Linked DNA regions of Homo sapiens: region 2 is linked to region 1. Evidence: read pairs that join two places in POLR2A ChIA-PET (ENCODE). Cell type or tissue: Panc1. All regions are shown on one strand.

Region 1 (4,000 bases):
CCATCTGAGCTCTCTATCTCCAGTCCTGCTGTGATCCTCACTACAGTCCTTCTCAAACATAATTTGAACCGTAACCTTCTCTTGTTCAAATCTCTTCAATGGCTTCTCAATGTTAACTTTTTCCTTTGGCATGGCACATTGTAATTTCAGCATACCTGTCTTCATTCTCTGCATCTTGGAAGCTGTTTAGTACAGTGGTTAAAGGCAAAGATTTAAAGCCAGTCAGCCTTCCTTTAGCCTCTATGCTTCCTTTGTAGAATGAGGGTAAAATACCACTTATCTTGTGGCATTACTATGAAGACTGATATATAAAATTAGTAAAGCACAATTTGAACCATGCCTGGCACCAGTAAGTGCTCTCCAAGTGTCAGCTTTAATTATTATTGTCTGTCAACACTGCATGCAATTTCCACTCAGCGTCAGCAAAGTGCTTGTAGTTTCTTGCACATACCAAGCTGTTTCCTCAGCCTGAAGCAACTTCTCTGGAACTTTTGCCTAATTATCTTCTTCGTCACCAATCTTTTAGGCTGCTTAGATGTTATTTCCAAAAAGCCTTCTTCTGAAGCCCTATCTTACCTCTGTCTAAGTTAAAAGCTCTTGTTTTGTTCTTTTATATGTTCTGCATATACCCCTGGCATAAGAAGAAGACACATTATATTGAAGTTACCTGTGTGAGTGTCTACATCACCAGACTGAAAATCTGGTCAAGGAGGGGGAATTTCTTATTCAACTTTGTATCTCAAACAATAACAAATTAAATGAACAAAGTTCTACTAAACATATACTACATATAATGTACAGCCTAAGTAATCATGCTAGGAACCAAATCTAATCTAGGTTCTCATCTAAAAGGCTAAAATAGTGATACTGTCAAAACAACAAATAAAAGTAATATGAATAATGACTATATGGCCTAACAGAAAAAAAAAGTGTGGTCTATATTTTATAAAAGTTATATTCTCTTGTTTCCCAACCACGTTTTCAGAAGGGGTCTTTAAAGACAAAAAACAACGTATAGTCATTTTTGGAATAAGCAACTTCATTTCCACAGTTTTTGTAGGTTGCATCTGTATTGGATATTTCATTAAATACACCTCTGAATGCAGTAAGCCCTTGGTACCCAAAATGTATTGCTGTAAATTTTCTATTGATCGACAGATTTCAGTATTATAGGAAATTCAATGTTGGCATTTAAAACACGTATGCTGTCAGCAAACATCTATAGGCAAAATGAAATCAACATTTTTGATTCATAAAGTGACGATTATATTACACAACCTACAACAGCTTATCTCCTGAACATCTGTAATTATTTTTCACTCTAACTCCCCTGGAAATTTCAGGTAAACGGATGTAATATTAATGGTGAATACTCACTCAGTGCAGGGTCTTTTGTTTGTCCCTTCTTCCTGATGGGGTGCAAATTAACAGCTGGCACCTGAAGCACCTGGCTTACTCTGTGGGGTTGATGCAAGTGGGCTTTAGTTGTTTGGCCAGCTGACCTCATAGGCACTGGAGACATTTCAGATGATTTGGCTGATCTTTTCTCACTTAAATTCTTGGTCACTAACAGGAGAGAGTAAGAAATAAGTAACTGCACGTTTTTAGGCAAGGTTATCACCACTGGCAATAATAAATGGTTACTTTAAAACCATCTATTTTTAGCACAAAAGATAAAATAGATTAATTTTTCTTAGCAGGAATTTCAGTTAAGTACTATAAGATGTTATCTCTATTGTTTGGTGAGTCAGATAAAAAATGTTATCTCTAAAACTATTGTAGAATAAGTTGTTAATTTTATCTCCTAAATAAATCTTTTTATTTTTTATTTTTTGAGATGAAGTTTCGCTCTGTCGCCCGGGCTGAAGTGCAATGGTGCAATCTTGGCTTACTGCAACCTCCACCTCCCAGGTTCAATGGAGTCTACTCTCTCAGCCTCCTGAGTAGCTGGGATTACAGGCACCTGCCACAAAACCTGGCTTTTTTTTTTGTTTTTTTTAAGACAGAGCTTTGCTTTTGTTGCCCAGGCTGGAGTGCAATGGTGCAATCTTGGCTCCCAGGTTCAAGTGTTCAAGTGATTCTCCTGCCTCAGCCTCCCGAGTAGCTGGGATTACAGGCATGCACCACCATACCCAGCTAATTCTGTATTTTTAGTAGACAGGGGTTTCTCCATGTTGGTCAGTCTGGTCTCGAACTCCCGACCTCAGGTGATCCACCCACCTCAGCCTCCCAAAGTGCTGGGATTACAGGCGTGAGCCACTGCGCCTGGCCTATTTTTGTATTTTTAGTAGAGATGGAGTTTCACCACGTTGCCCAGGCTGGTCTCGAACTCTTGACCTCAGGTGATCCACATGCCCCAGCTACCCAAAGTGGTGTGATTACAGGTGTGAGCTACCTCATCCAGCCCTAAATAATTCTTGAATCCATGTTAATTAGCTCCATCATCACTCTGCTGAGGGTCAAGTTAACATTCTCTCACCTTTACTACTGAAATACTTTTCTCACTGTATCAATTCTAGCATGCCTTCAAGGCATTCTTCATAGAATAGAAGAGTGACTCTGCCAAAATGAGTATTTGATCATATCATTTCCCTTCTCCTTCTGCACAAACCTTAACTTGCCCCTGCTTTTAGAATGAAGACCCAAATCCTTAAAACAAGGCCTATATGACCCTGCATGATTTAGCATCAGCCTGCTCCCTTGACTTGACTTGCTTACCTTTCCTCTCACCAGTCCTATACTCTCATTAGGCTTTATCTTCTCTGTTCCTTTCATTAGGCTTTAACCTACTTGAGAGTAAGGACTATGCATTTTGTTCGTTATTACATCCTTATGTGCCAGTAACTGACTGAAAACAGATGCTTAATGGGTATTTGTTGAATAAATAAGTGAAATTATCTCAACAGCTGTAACACAAGAAAACCAGAGACAGTGCTTTTATAAATCCATAGGTTTTCTGAATATGAATGTGAGAATAAAAAACTGAGAACCCTTACTTATAAAAGCTGCCTCCTTCATATAAAACCAATACTATAGTCCAAGGGGAAGACATTCTTCCATCAGGGAGTACTTTTAATCCTTAGGTTATCCAGGGTGGTTTCAATGCAGGTGCAGCCTCAGTACTTCATGAAGTATTTGTTTTAAACATCAAGATAAAAGCAAAAATAGATGTCTAAACTGTCTCAACACAGCTATAATAGCTATTATGCTTTTATTAAGACAGACTAGACAATATTTGGGGTGATAAGAATCAGAGAATGTCTTAGAAAGTTCAAATACAGGGACCCCAAGAGAAAATTGCAATGGCTCACCAACTAATTGAATCCAAGAGGTTATCATCTTTGGTTAGAGCCATGAAATACTTTCATCCTTCTCTCATTGATTGGTAAATGCTAATCAATGACATCTTATTTTAATAATTGCTACAGTACAAAGAAAAAAACCTGAGACTACTTCAAAAATAAGTTTACAGATGAATGACAAAAACCACATATATTCTAATTAATTGGGAAGAATCAAATTCTATAATGCTCAGAAATCAACTATTGTTTGGGCTTCGGATAGTGACTATTTAAACATTTAAAAATCAATTATGCATTATAAAGATGCTCAAACCAAATTAAAGGAACATGCATTTAACTAAATGTTCAAATCCAGTTTAAGAAAGAAAGGCCTAAAGATTTTCTCATTTTATTAAATATGTAGCATGGGACATCATTTAGTGCTATGAGAAAAGACAGACACAAGTCTGGGGTGGGTGTAAGAAGAGGAAGCCATGAGGGTGTATATAAACTGTGTTTCATAACCATAAGATGATTAAGTCTACATCAAATTACCTGGGAAAAAATAACTTTGATGATGACTCAAAGCAGGGCCAGAAAGCTTTAATAAATATGTACATGGCTTTGAACTTTAAAGCATGAATAAATGTTAAAGGTTCTATATACTCTTTCAGCTTTTACCTTTAACATGTACCATTTAACATGTGGCAGCCAGAATG
Region 2 (4,000 bases), 95 kb after region 1:
TATTCATTTCTGTATTTTAGTTATATTTGGTTTTTGAAATATAAACTTAAATTGTACTGATTTACATAGTGAAAACACTTTAAGTCTTTTGGAAAATAAATGAATAAATGACTGAAATGATCATAGGTAACATACAAGCCCTTTCAAAGGATCATAACAATCTTTTCCACCCGTTTTCCCCCATGTTTAACATGAACATCTGAAATGCATCTTTGCAGTTATCAGACACAGTTAACTCTAATTACTGGTGCCCCTTAGGACTTCTGCTTTCAAACTGCATACCTATTCCTCAGCCTTCATGAAGGAGGGGAGGCAAGAGTACCAACGCTCTTTTATTCTCTTGTAAGAAACAGTGTGCTTCAGCATACTGTCATATATATCCACTAACTGATCACCCCCATTTTTGTTGAAAATCTGTCACAGCCACCAGCTGGACACACATGCACTATGAAATATGATCCACCCTTAGGGAGTAATAGAGGAAGAAAAACCAAGAAGGAGAGAGAAACCGTCATCATCAACCAAGGTGATGTAAGCTTCTATAATTAGAATCAGTGAAATTGAAAGAACAATAAAAGGCACCACTATGCTTCTGCTTTCCGTCTACACTGCGTATCAAGCATCTTCATACCTGCACAAAAGGATACATTTTGTATATAGTTACTCAAGTATATGCAAACCTAAAGTTTCAAACAGCGTATTAATTTTCTTCAAAAAGAGAGTAACATATATAAATGATAAAAAATGAACTCTCATTTAAAACTATCTGTGAATTCCTGGGTTCCTTTATATCCCTTGTTCATAAAGATGACCATTACGTCCCTTCTCTACTTTTAAATACTACATTTTCTAGCACTGTAAAAGCCACATACACAAGATAGCACACTTAATAAACACATACCAAATCAAACTAAAAGGTAATAACGTTAGGTCAGCATTAATTTGTTTGCTATGTCTGAGTAGTTGTTATTCCCCTTCCAACTGGAACACTGTCATAATCAGTCTTAGACCACTGGTATACATTAGTATCTGAGTTGCTTTAAACAATTATCAAAAGCTCCTTCTTTAGCAATTACTCCATAAAATATTTCAAGTATGATAAAAAGTCTTCCTAATTCTGGTTCCCTGGGCAAATCTGTCTGAATTAGTGTCACACCATTAAGGGAGGAAGAACTGCCCCAGACAACCAGAGGGGCATGCCCTGCTCTGGTCCTCTCAGTACTCAAGCATTTTATACATAGTGAATAATAAAGACAATTTTAAAATGCCTATTGAGAAGTTACCAATATTCATGTAGAAACTTAAAATAATTTTCATACCTTTAACCCAGTAATTTCTGTAACTCAATCCTAAGGAAATAATCAGTCATGTACAGATTTTTCCCTAAAAGTTGTTTGTAATAGGAGAAAAATTGGAAGCCACGTGAGAATACTTCGTTACACTCATACAGCATTATATTAATATTGAAAGTAATGTTTTGGAAAAAATTTAACTGCATGAGAAACACAAACACAAGGATACATAACTAAACATTCAGCATCATCTAAATTAATTAAAATATTTAAATTAATCAAAAGATATATACAGTCAGCCCTCTGTGTCCATGGGTTCTGTACCTGCAGATTGAAGAAACTGCAGACAGAAAATATTTTGGGAAAATCCCATTAAAAATAACAGTAGAGGCTGGGGGTGGTGGTGATTACATCTGTAATCCCAACAGTTTGGGAGGCCGAGGCAGGCTATTGCTGGAGCCCACGAGTTCAAGACCAACCTGAAAAACATGATGAAACTCCGTCTCTACAAAAAAAAACAAAGTTAGCTGGGTGTGGAGGCATGTGCCTATAATCCCAGCTACTCAGGAGGCTGAGGTGAGAGGATCCCTTGAGTTGGGAGGTCAAAGCTGCAATGAGCTGTGATCATTCCACTGCATTCTAGTCTAGTTGACAGCGAGACCGTCTCAAATAAAACCTAAAAAACCAAAAACAAAAAACCACTACAACAATAAAAAAAACTACAAATTTCAGTATAGCAACTATCTACACTGCATTTACACTGTATTAGGTATTATAAGTAATCTAGAAATGATTCAAAATACAGTCATGCATTGCTTAACAACTGGGGTACATTCTGAGGAATGTGTCATTAGGCAATTTCATCCTTGGGCAAACATCACTGAGTGTAGCTACAGAAACCTAGACGGTATAGCCTACTATACACCTAGGCTACATGGTACAGCCTATGGTTCCCAGGCTATGAACCTGCTCAGCATGTTACTCTACTGAATAATGCAGGCAACTGTAACACAATGGTAAGTATTTGTGTATCTAAACACAGAAAACGTACAGTAAAAACAGGCAGCAAAATCTGATGTCATTTATGTGGTCTGTCATTACGCAACACATGACTGTATATGGAAGGATGTGCATAGATTACACAAAAATACTACACCATTTTATAAAAGGGACTCGAACATCCTCGAATTTTAGTATCTGCAGGGGGTCCTGAAACCAAGCCCCCATGGATACTGAGGGACCATGGTACATTAAAAAAATTTTAAGTGACAGTAGCTATCTCCAGTTTTGAGGATGACAGCAAATTCATTTCCTTCTTCATACTCTTCTATATATTTTACATTTCTACAATAAGCATTTCTTCACAAAATTAAAACAAAATCTGCTCTAACTTGGCATTTGTCCTAGTTTTAGTTGTATCACTTCTATGCTTTTTGTCTATTTGTGGACTCAATACCTTCTAACTAGGTACAAAAACCTATCAAGAATTCCATATTATTTCCTAGAAGATAAAGGAGGAGTATTCTCCTAAAGGATGTTAGATACTCGTAAACAAAAACAGAAAGTCTTCTTTTGTTTTTAAGGTAGAAAGAATCACAAAGAATATACACCTGTTCAGAGTATTTGGGGCTGTAAATAAAGAGAGAAGAGAAGCAATATTGAAAAGCTGAAGATTCTTAGAGGTGGGGATCCAAACTTCTCAGTAGTAGTGTGATCAGCATTCACTGTCTTATATACAAATAAGATTATCAAAGATCCCATTTGCAAACTTCCTGAGTTTAGAAGTAACAAAAGTCTGTTTATTCATTCATTATTTCATTCTGAAAGTACTTATGAAATACCATATTAAAAACAATCAGGATTTATCAAGCCCACAAATACAAAATAAAGTTCACAATGTTAACAAGCTTCTTCATCAAACAGTGACTTTCACTTAAACAGTTCAAATTCTAAATTCTCCTAATGATTGATCCAACAATAGTGCTTACACCTCCTTTAGTTTGACTTGAATAAATATTTAAACTTTTTGTTTACTGGTGCTCCATGAAGAGAACTAAGCAATCACATGTTTGTACCAAAGTCCTCTAGTTTCTCATGAGGAGGTGGGGGCATGGACCTATTTCTTACTACAGGAATGGCTTGATGAATAAGACACACATACACACACACTCCATAAAAGCGAAACACACTTGCAATAATACCTTAAGAGGTCACACCCATGGTCAAGTAAAAGCATCCAGCCATTTTTCAGTATATCACCACAAAGTTGGTAAGTGATGTGGTGTCCTAATAATCACCTCTTATTGAGCTGCATTGACAAATGTACATTAACTCTCTAATATGCTCTGGATCTAAACAAAACATGGAGCACTGAAAGAGAATGGAGAACGTGATATAATCAGAGAAGTAGCAATGAGAAAGAACCGCCTGCTACATTAGTAATGTGTGAGCCTAAAATGAAAAAGTAGATTCTAGCGTGTCACATCATCCTACCACCCACTATACAATCCCAGAACAAAAGACTAGATGGAAAGAAAATACATAAAGATGTCACAGCAAAGGGAATCCCTTCAAATTAAAAACCCCAATCCATAATGCTGCCATGGAAATCATTCTTTCCAGATGTTCTTTTAGGAAGAGCTGGCTGGCTCCATGTCTGTGCAGACGCTATGCTGAAGAAAGAGAGGAAGACTAGCACCTTATTTTGT

What was found. ChIA-PET counts read pairs that join two places held together with the same protein. Peaks named below come from ENCODE experiments on the same cell type or tissue, not always from the same donor. Only the 100,000 strongest peaks of a DNase experiment are listed, where the experiment ranks them.
Region 2: POLR2A ChIA-PET joins it to region 1 with 9 read pairs; 2 of 35 experiments call an interaction of 5 or more read pairs at or near these places.

Annotation. Positions count from the first base shown.
Region 1 is chr5:131,440,972-131,444,971 of GRCh38, forward strand. RAPGEF6 (Rap guanine nucleotide exchange factor 6) reads right to left here. Exons shown (of 28, transcript NM_016340.6): 23 at 1,378-1,566. Among named protein-coding and RNA genes, the nearest start is that of CDC42SE2, 180 kb to the left of the region's middle. In Panc1, no CTCF peak of the experiment used is centred here; no DNase peak of the experiment used is centred here.
Region 2 is chr5:131,536,129-131,540,128 of GRCh38, forward strand. All of the region lies in intron 6 of RAPGEF6 (Rap guanine nucleotide exchange factor 6), which reads right to left. Among named protein-coding and RNA genes, the nearest start is that of RAPGEF6, 97 kb to the right of the region's middle. RefSeq lists a silencer at 368-662 and an enhancer at 418-647. In Panc1, no CTCF peak of the experiment used is centred here; a DNase peak (open chromatin) is centred at 2,142.